2 separate regions of the Mus musculus genome follow, and region 2 is linked to region 1. Evidence: chromatin loops called from intact Hi-C (ENCODE). Cell type or tissue: left cerebral cortex. All regions are shown on one strand.

What was found. Hi-C counts contacts between places; a loop is a spot of excess contacts. Peaks named below come from ENCODE experiments on the same cell type or tissue, not always from the same donor. Only the 100,000 strongest peaks of a DNase experiment are listed, where the experiment ranks them.
Region 2: a loop joins it to region 1, with 6 times the contacts of the local background. A loop is called at or near these places in 11 of 42 quality-filtered maps.

Annotation. Positions count from the first base shown.
Region 1 is chr14:99,929,804-99,934,803 of GRCm38, forward strand. All of the region lies in intron 5 of Klf12 (Kruppel-like factor 12), which reads right to left. Among named protein-coding and RNA genes, the nearest start is that of Gm22970, 160 kb to the left of the region's middle. In left cerebral cortex, a CTCF peak has its summit at 2,270 (motif pointing right); a DNase peak (open chromatin) is centred at 2,284.
Region 2 is chr14:101,426,944-101,431,943 of GRCm38, forward strand. No RefSeq gene overlaps it. Among named protein-coding and RNA genes, the nearest start is that of Tbc1d4, 180 kb to the right of the region's middle. In left cerebral cortex, a CTCF peak has its summit at 2,123 (motif pointing left); DNase peaks (open chromatin) are centred at 2,057 and 3,836.

The DNA of each region.
Region 1 (5,000 bases):
TACCCCAAAGATTGACACTCTTCTCGGTGCTGTTTAAAATTCTGTAGCTGTTGAATAAGCTAATAGACTAAAGAGCAAAGTTATCTAAGCGCCTGTTCAAGCTAAAATGGCATGCACATTATTCCTATTAAACCTTGGATCCAGCACTGAAGTTATGTTTCACATCCAGAGTTGCAATGTCTGAGGGTTATTTGTGCTTTGGAAAGGCATCACAGTAACAACTACAAGGTCAATTTTCAAATCCATTAATATAAGCCACAAATAAACCCGTTCAATGAATATACTCAAAGGACACAGATTTGTTTTGTTTTGTTTTGCTTTGTTTTTTTAAAGCCACACAACACTCATTCAGTGGGAGAACCTTCTGCGTCAGACTAATTACAATCACAAGGAGATAGGAAAAGCAAGCTTGTATTAATCAAGCCGGTTTTCCCTCTGCCATGGAGAACTGGCTGGCAGAGCAAAAGCAGAGAGATAGAGCTCCCTCGCAAGCCCACTGAGGAAACCCCGGATCCAGTGGAGAAAGGATGGTCTCCAAAGGCAGGTGGAGGCGAGGAGTGCAGTTAGAACATCTCGAGATAGTATGTGGCTCGTGGAAATGAGGAACAAAGAGAAATGTGGCAAAGTTTGTATTGTTAAAGCATTATAAAGAAGGTTTACTTAAGAGAAAAAAAAATGAAAAAGACAATGCCGCAGAGCCATGTTTTACCGACTTGCCTCATAAGGCTTATGAAGTCCTCTCCTACAAAGTCCCCTTCGTTCAGCATCGGATTATCCCTATAAATTAAATAGGCAAGAGCAGGAAGGACTCAATGTTGTCTCTGCATCTCTTAATTAGGGAGCGACAGAGCAGGTGTTGCGCGTGAGCTTCAGAACTACACGTCTGTTTCACACACACACACACACACACACACACACACACACACACACACACACACTTCAAAGGTTTTGTCCAGCACAGTAGTTACAAACAGGCAAGAAACAGAGACGATGGTTTGACGTTTAGAGATGGTTAACAGGAGGCAACCCCTCCCTGCTCCCCAGATCTGAGCTCTTCTGCTCTTCTTGAAGTATGCTTCAAGAGATGGGAAATGGTCACCAAAAAATGGAAAGAAAAAAAAAAATCACCATAGTTAGAAGAAAGATGTGCTGATCCTGAGTTTGATTTGTTCTGCAAACTTGGACAAATCTTTCAAAACTTCCTGAGCTTCCCACTAACAAGGCGAAAGTACCGAAACGGATATAGTGGCTTTAGTGATCAGTGTGGCCGGAGCCTGCTGTGGCATGTTCCGCTACTGAATGTGGCTGAAATTTAGGGTCCAGGAAGATGAGAAAGTTCACAGGAAGGAAAATGGGCAAGTGCTTGTGCATGATGCGCAGGGCCTCAAACATCTGGGAAAGGACTCGTGTGCAATGGTAAGGGCTCTGTGCATGATGCGCAGGGCTTCAAACATCTGGGAAAGGACTCGTGTGCAATGGTAAGGACTCTGGACTTCCAAATTCTTGCCAAAACAGCTAAGCTAGGAACCCAGGAGTAATTCCACTGGCCTTTGGCAGTGATCACTAGGCATGGTGAAAGACCCTCTATTGAGGGATGCCAGTGAGGAGCTTAAAGGAGTGCATCCAGCTAGGGATGGTGAGGGCATGCGGAAGGAGGAGGAGGCAAGAAACATGTAGCTCCGGGGTCAATCCAGGCATCTGGTATGCTCTTGGATGCAATTGCATCTTTCTCCAAAATGCTAGGATTATAGGCAGTTACCAGGTTTTTACATGATTCAGGTGAGGCTCAGGGTCCTCTCCTCTTGCCCGTCTTCCCAGGACTCCAACCACATAGCTTGCCCCTGCCTCCTGCCCTGTTTTAGGAAAAAAGTAAAATTGCACGAGCCACACAATTTGATGAGAAGTGGGGCATCCCTAGTGGAAATTTTAGGATAACATTGGAAAAAAGGTAGCCCAGAGTATGGAAAAGACATTACCCACTAGCTTGCAAATGGCTCACAAATGTGCTGTGGAGGACGAAGACTTTCAGAGAGTTAGAACTAACTGCAGGAACAGAAAGAAATAAGGCTGAAGAGAACAAAAATGAAACACACAAAAACAAAAACCCCGAGCCACTACAATCTTATTGAGCATTCAAGGCCCAGTTTTAATGGAGGCTAGAAGGCCAAATGAGTCCATTCCTGTTTAGAGGTGGAGATGATGTCCCTAGATTGCATTTTGGTTTTAGGATTGTATGACATCAACCATTTACAGCTCTCAGCGACACCCACTTCCACCTCTAGGTGGCAGCAACTCTCTTCTGTTCTGAACATGGTTTCCTCCGGCCTTTGTTTCTGTTCTCCATGGTAATTCCATACTTCCTTGTCTTTCACAAATAAATACCATGCAGGTTGGGGAAGATTACTGTAAATTACTTCCACCGAAGGACATCAGTCCACTCTTAAGTTAAGCTACAGGGCTTTGTAAACTTCACAAAATAATTCAGGTCTAAAAGTGAAAAATAACAGGAGTGAGTTTGCTTGTCTCTTGCATTCCCACATAAAGTAGTATTTTTCTTTACAGATGTTTAAGGAAATGATTAGAGGAATGGGCAAAACCTATGGAAATAAAGGGATTTTGCAAGAATATTAACATCACCCTATGGGTGAATAAAGTCATGGCTTTTTTTTTTTTTTCAGACTGTTAAGTAGATATTCTGATATATAAATGTTCTCCGTATTTTTGTAGCTCAGGAGAGCAGTTCCAGTGTCCACACAGTGACAAGGACACAGAGCACTGCTCTTCTGGGCAAACTGAAGCAAATTCTGCATCACTCCCTACAAGTTCCCTTTTCATCCAGCTGTGGCACAAACCCTTTCTAGAACATATATGTACTGATTGTATTGAACCACACCTTAAACCTCCCTATAGGCTCAGGATTCTACATTGTTTCGGAGACACCTGAAGCAAACTGTAGCCTCGTCAGGGTCTGTGATGAGTACTAGGCACGCCAACGAATCACCAGGGCGGTAGGAAGGAACCTTTTATAACGAAGACCAAATGGGATGGTTACTAAAGACCTAGGCTTATAAAGCGTTTTCCTTCAGGATGCCCCAGTGAGGAGTAGGATTTCCTAAGCACCTTGCTAAAACTGCAACAGTTTGGGCCTGACATTCTTCGATTGACGTGAGACAAATACAGTGATGCAGGAGTTCAAAGGCAGATGTACAACAGAACGCAAGCTTCTGGCCACACACTCTGGGCATCTCCCAGGAAGCTCTGCTGTCCTCTGCCCATTTTTAGTATCAACACAACGTGTGTTTTCCATATAGACAGGTTATTTTTGATTATGTGATTCAATGTCCGATGAGGATAGAGGGATGCGGTGGTTAGAATGAAACGTTGGGCACTCCGTGGGAAAGGCTCTGTGTGTTTTCTGCCTTAGCATCCTTGGGTTCTGGCTATTGAATAACAGGGTAGCACTCGAGAAAGTCACTTTCTCTAGCTACTGTTAAAAGTACATCTTGGTATCATCAGAAAGATGAGAAACTACAGCCTCCCAGGGAAATCATTCAAGGTTCCTAACTCTGACAGTTTCTTTCCCCCTTTGAACAGAAGAGAAAACTGAAGGTGGCCAGCCTGCGACGAGTGCTCTCCACGGCTTTGCCACTAAAGCCTCCTTGTCTTTCAGGAAACCACAACTCCGTTTCTTCCCTCTTCCTCTCCTTCTGAAATAGCCTTAGTCCTGTCAACACCCAGGCCCTTCCTCCTTAGCCCAGGGCTAGATACAGCCCAGTCTGAAGTCCATCATAAGGACCTGTCTTCCCTTACGCTGAGTGTGAGGGCCAGTGTTGGGCTGGGCTCCTCTGGGTCAGAGCTGCCTGCTAAGTCCTTCCGCTGCACCTGGCCTGTTGCTCTGAGTCAGGGGTTCTGCTTCTGCTTTATCTTCTTTTACACCCTATCCGCTTCTAGAGTCCCCATGTTCCTTGGTTTATGGCAGTCTGAGTCACTTAGTTGCCTTTACTTCTAACTGGAGACTCCCATCTGATAAAGGGCGCTTATTTAGGTGAATGGAAACTTAGAGACAACGGCTTCCCCCGAATATCCCGTGCATTCCAGCAGAATGGGCAGAGGATTCCAGCAGAATGGATAGAGAATTCTAGGAGAATGGACAAAGGATTCCAGGAGAATGGATAGAGGATTCCACAGAATGGATAGAGGATTCCAGGAGAATGGGCAGTGGGTTCCAGCAGAATGGATAGAGAATTCTAGGAGAATGGACAAAGGATTCCAGGAGAATGGATAGAGGATTCCAGGAGAATGGGCAGTGGATTCCAGCAGAGCAGGCAGCTAATTAGCTGTGAATATATATAGTGAGGACCAACGATACTGTGTTGTTGTAGATATTTTGATAAATACATCATCTATTGCCCTTTTTCAGATAGTAAAAGATACATATTATTAGGATGTTTTGCTATGCCAAGACATGTAATAGTTAGTTTTAGGTAAATAATCAAGAAACTTTATAAAGACCAGCGGTCAGATAAAACCGTCATTAATAATTTGAAAGTACTAAACGCTTGATTACTTGGCTGTCTTGTGTCCACAGAGACTCCTCTGTGCATGCGAAAACTGGGAGTGGGGGTAGATGTAGATCAGGACAAAATTATAGTCCATGGAACGTCCCTACTGGTAGGCCTTTTGGAGTTATTACTGCACGCACCGTTCCCAGCATCTTCATAGATATAGTGAGAGTTTTGATTGGCTTCCCATTGTAGTTGTTCTTCTCTCAAATACTTATATGGAACATAGCTCGTTCTCTTTCTCTCTGTCTGTCTGTCTGTCTGTCTGTCTGTCTGTCTCTGTCTGTCTGTCTCTCTCTTTCTCTCTCTCTCTCTCCCTCCCTCTCATTTGCAATGACCAAATTTATGGTAAAAGAGCAGGTATCTCAATCGTCTGTCATGGTGCACACCTGTAATACCAGGACTTGACCAGAGGAAGATATAGATTTCAGTGTAGCC
Region 2 (5,000 bases), 1.5 Mb after region 1:
CATGCAAGTCTTTCTGGGCCTGATTTACCTCACCAAGTATAATTTTTCTGCAGTTCTGTCCATTTACCTGTAGATTTCATAATTTTGTCTTTACAGCTGAGCAAAATTCCACTGTATATGTCCCCCATTTTCATTATAATTCATCAATCGAAGGGTATCTAAGTAGATTCCAGGCCCTATCTACCATGATGAACATGGGCAGGTTTACATCTCTGTGCTAGGATATGGAGCACTTCAGGTGTATGTGCAGGAGTGGTATAGCTGAGTTAAACCTCCACACTGACTTTCATAGTGGCTTCACCAGTCTGGAGACCCACCAAGGGTGAAAATGGGACACCCCCACCCCGCTTTCTTTACAACCTGGCCAGCACCTGCTATCATTTAATTTTTTGATGATAGCAATTCTGATTCGGATGAGCTGGAATCTCAGAGTCATTTTAGTTTGAATTTCTCTGGTGGCTAATGATCTTGAACACTTTCAAAGTGTTTATTAGCTTTTAATATTGTTTTGAGAACACGATTCAGTTCCAGTCCCAGTTTTCAACTGGGTTATTTAGTTTATTGATGTGTACAATTTTTAGTTCTTTGTATACTCTAGAAAGCAATCCTCTGTCTGATGTAGAGCTGGCTAAGATGTTCTCCCATTCTGTGGGCTGACCTTCCGTTCAGTGAGCAGTTTCCTTCACCATTCAGAAACTTCCTGCCCTCAGGAAGTCCTACCATTTGTCCATTGTTGAGCCCATCTCCTGAATTTCCAGAGTCGTATTTAGGAAGTCATTACCCATCTGTGTATCGTCTGTGTATTCTTCACTTTGCCTTCTAGTACTTTCAGAGTTTAAACCCCCTCATAGAGAGCTAACTTTCTTAGTGTCAGATAGTGCCATGCAGCCTGCTTGGCACATAGGCACTGTGGTCTGGTGCAGCTGTAAATCCTAAGAACTACAATCCCAACCTGCTAGGCAAGACATGCCAACTAGTATATGTCTTTTATGTGGTGACCAGTGTTCTCACTTTCTATTTAAGGCCCAATTCTGAGGAAGGGAAAATGCCCTAGTGCTGTAAACCCATCAAGAACCCATAGCTAGGAAGATCTGTCTTAGAAACAAACTTACTATTTTATTTAGCTAAATTGCCATGGCATCAAACAGCCTTCTAAGTATTGATGTGTATACTCATGCACTTATCCTTAATCAGAGAAACTTCACTTTGGTGTGAATGACAGAGAATGTGGAAACTCATAGCTGTTCAAGGTCCTGACAGTACATGGTGGCTGAATTCTGAGCCCTACACACGATGCTTATATGACTCCCTTTAAGTCTCAGAGACTATCATGGAAGGGGGTGAAGGACAGACAGAATACATGAATTGGAAGTTAGGGAGAAGGCCTGGAAAATTCTATGTTCAGGGCATGACACAGCCACTTCAAACATGACCTTGAAGTAGCTATGGTTTCCTGCACTGGCCCGGCACATCACTGGGACTGTCAACATTGAATCATGGCTTAAAAGGGGCTCATAGGTCCCTATGCCTCCTTGCTGAACTACTGGCCACTGGTGGCTTCTGAGACAGGGACAGGCAGTGTCTTCAGTTGTATTCACGATAGTGAACCCAGCTGATAGTTCCAAACTCAGTGCCACACAGACAATTCTGGTAACAATCGATGATTAAACAAACAAGCAAAGACATGAGGACTTTGGGGATAGATTAAGGGTTGGGGGGGAGATTAAGAGAGAATGAGTAGGGTAAAAATATATTCACGCAGACATCCCTGTTAGTCTTGTGTTTGGAGGAAGCCTTTATATGTAAGAAGATGGCCTGATCTGCTTCAGCTCCTTTGAGAACAGAGAATGAAGATTTTAAACAGCAATTGAAAAAAACAAAACATAGAGTCAGTGTGAAGTATTTTCTTAACATCAACACACAGACTTGTTTTAAGGCCGTTACAAACAGAAGGCTGAGGTAGCTCCTGAAGGCATTGCTAAATTGGAGCATTTTCTTATTCTGCAGCTCTTTTCCCTGGAAGAATGGTCAGCTCTATAATTTCTTCATAATGTGGTGCTCTAAGAGGGCCATGCCAAGGAAAGCAATGAAATTGAAACAACAGTGTCATCTAGTGGAAATCGGAGAAATAGCAGTCAACATGCCCCTCTATGAATAAATAAAAAATAAATTTTTTAATTAAATTAATTTTTACAGAGAGATGCAACTTGTTTCAAAATTGTGTCTTCCCATCCATGCATCCTCCACACACCCTGATGGAAAGGACAAGTCCAAAACCATCAGGCTGGTGGATGGCTAAATCCTCAGGGGAAAAAAAGGTTATCACCAACCAAAGAATACACATGGAGGGACCCATGGCCATACATAGCATATCCAGCTGCATATGTAGCAGAGGATGGCCTTGACAGTCATCAATGGGAGGAGAGGCCCTTGGTCCTGTGAAGGCTCGATGCCCCAGTGTAGGGGAATGCCTGGGCCAGGGAAGTGGGTGTGGGTGGGTTGGTGAGAAGGGGGAAGGGGAGGGCATATGGGGTTTTTGGAGGGGAAACCAGAAAAGGGGATAGCATTTGAAATGTAAATAAAGAAAATATTTAAAACAAACAAAAAACAAAAATCCCAGTTATAACAGCCTGATGGATACAGTTTAAAGGCTAAAACCCACCAAAATTAGATTGTTTTTTTTATTAAATTCCTAACAGAATTAGAATGTTTTAATTAAATTCCTAACATCCACAATCTTATTGTATAGGCTCTGTTTTCCAGACTTGATGCCAAGTAGAAAGCTCTGTTAATAAGATGGCGGGTGATTACTGATTTCCGGAAAGTGAAAACATTGGCAAGGCATCCAACCGCCGCCTAGTCCTCTGTAGACTAGGAGACCTTCTCAGACAGTCTCCTAGAAAGCATCCCATATGGGCCTTCCTCACAATCGATTCAAATAGCAGCTGATTCCAAACACTGAGCAGTCTCTCAACTTCTGATCAGTGTCTCATGCTGATAGCAATTACTTCAATTACTTAAAATAGAAGGGGTTTTGTGAGATTTGAATGTGATCACAAATATGTCTTGCATGCAGAAACTACGCATACCCCTTGTCTTGGTTAGGGTTTCTGTTGCTACAACAAAACACCATGATCAAAAAACAAGTCGGGAAGGAGTTTATTCAGTTTATACTTCCACATCATCACCGAACTAAGTCAGGACAGGATCTCAAACAGGACAGGATCCTGGAGGCAGGAGCTGATGCAGGGGCCATGGAGGAGTGCTGCTTCCTGGCTTGCTCAGCCTGCTTTCTTACAGAACCCAGGACTACCAGCCCAGGGATGGCACCACCCACTGGGCTGGACCCTCCCCCATTGATCACTAATGGAGAAAATGCCCTATGGCTGGATCTCTTGGAGGCATTTCCTTAAGTGAGGCTCCTTCCTATTTGATGACTCTAGCTTGTGTCATGTTGACACAAAACCAGGCAGTACACCAATTATCAGTGCATCGCCTTTTAGCTATTATTCTTGGCCATAGTGAAGCTCGATCTTCTATTTCTTGTTTGTAGCTTGGATGGCTTATATTATCTAAGATTTGCAGGTAGAGGATACTCTGCAGATAGAGGATACAGGGAGGACCCAGTAGGAGGAAGTTGTGCCTCTTGTTTCCATGGTACTCTTCTTTGGGCAGGCACCTGCATCTGCTGCCTCCTTCACAGATGCTGCAATGTGGGCAACTTCCCATGAACCTGACTTCTGCGGTGCTCAATGGCTGGCAGAGAATGATATTCCCCATATATAGCTTCCCTCCGCGCTGCACAGACGTCTCTCTGTAAAGTGCCATTGGCTTGGCATCTGCTCATATACAGCTTCCAAGGGGCCCTTTGGGAGGGCTTCACACTTGGTGAGGCTTCCCCACTCTGCCAAGAGCTGCGACAGCCATCCCTCTCCAGTGAAACATGGCTCTCTACCTTACAGGGGGAGGGGGGAAGGAAGGGAATGGGAGGATACAGTTCCCACGTTTGTCCCTCACTGGGGTTTTCGCTCAGTGCCTGCACCCTGCGCTGGCTATTTTTGTAGCCTTTGGATTTCCGTTCACTTCTCACTTTCCAACTCCCATTCATTCTCATTCTAGTTTTTAAAAACTCACTCTACCAACTATTTCCTGTTCAAATTACTCTGTCTCCTGATGGGATCATAGGTACAGCCCAAGATAATCGGTACCTAGTGACAGGCTAAAGTTTTGTGGGTTCTGAATTTCACATAATTTGACATCCACCTTCAAAAGAAATGCTATGGAAAAGTGATAGGGAAACTTGGAGGACTCGCATGCAAAGGAGGGAGCCGGAAACAATGACATCACAGAAAATCCTCCCCCAAAGGTGGTATTGTTTCTACCCTAAAGACTGTGTGAGACGCATGGATCATCTGTGGGCTCATGGGACTTGAAAAGCGAAACGAGTCACCACAGGTGAACAGTATTTTGATGAGTTGCTGGGGCATTGGTTCTATGAGTAGCCACCCCAGATAACCTGCATATTGGATATTTACATTACAATTTATAACAGTATCAAAATTACAGTTATAACGTGGCAACAAAATACTTTTTAAGTTGGGGATCATCAAAATAGGAGGAACTGTATCAAAAGGTCACAGCATTGGGAAGGTCGGAAACCCCTGTGCAGAGGGAGTATTAAAGCTTGTCTAACGGGCTGTTCCATGACTCTTATGTGCCTGCTCCTTTCGCATCCCCTGTCACACTTTGGCTCCCTGTGAGTCCTTTTCAGGCTTTTCATGGACCTGTCCTTACCTCACGCCTGCCAGCCACAGCCAGGCTGAACACAACTTTTTTTTTTTTTCCTTACTTGTGTACAAATAAGACCTCCCATCCATCTCACCATGAGATTCTGCTAACAGAAATGTAAGCATGTAGCTGTGGCTCACTTGCCTGGTAAATGTACAAATCGATTCAGTAAAGCCTGATCTAAATAGAATTAAATGACACAATTTCCTGAA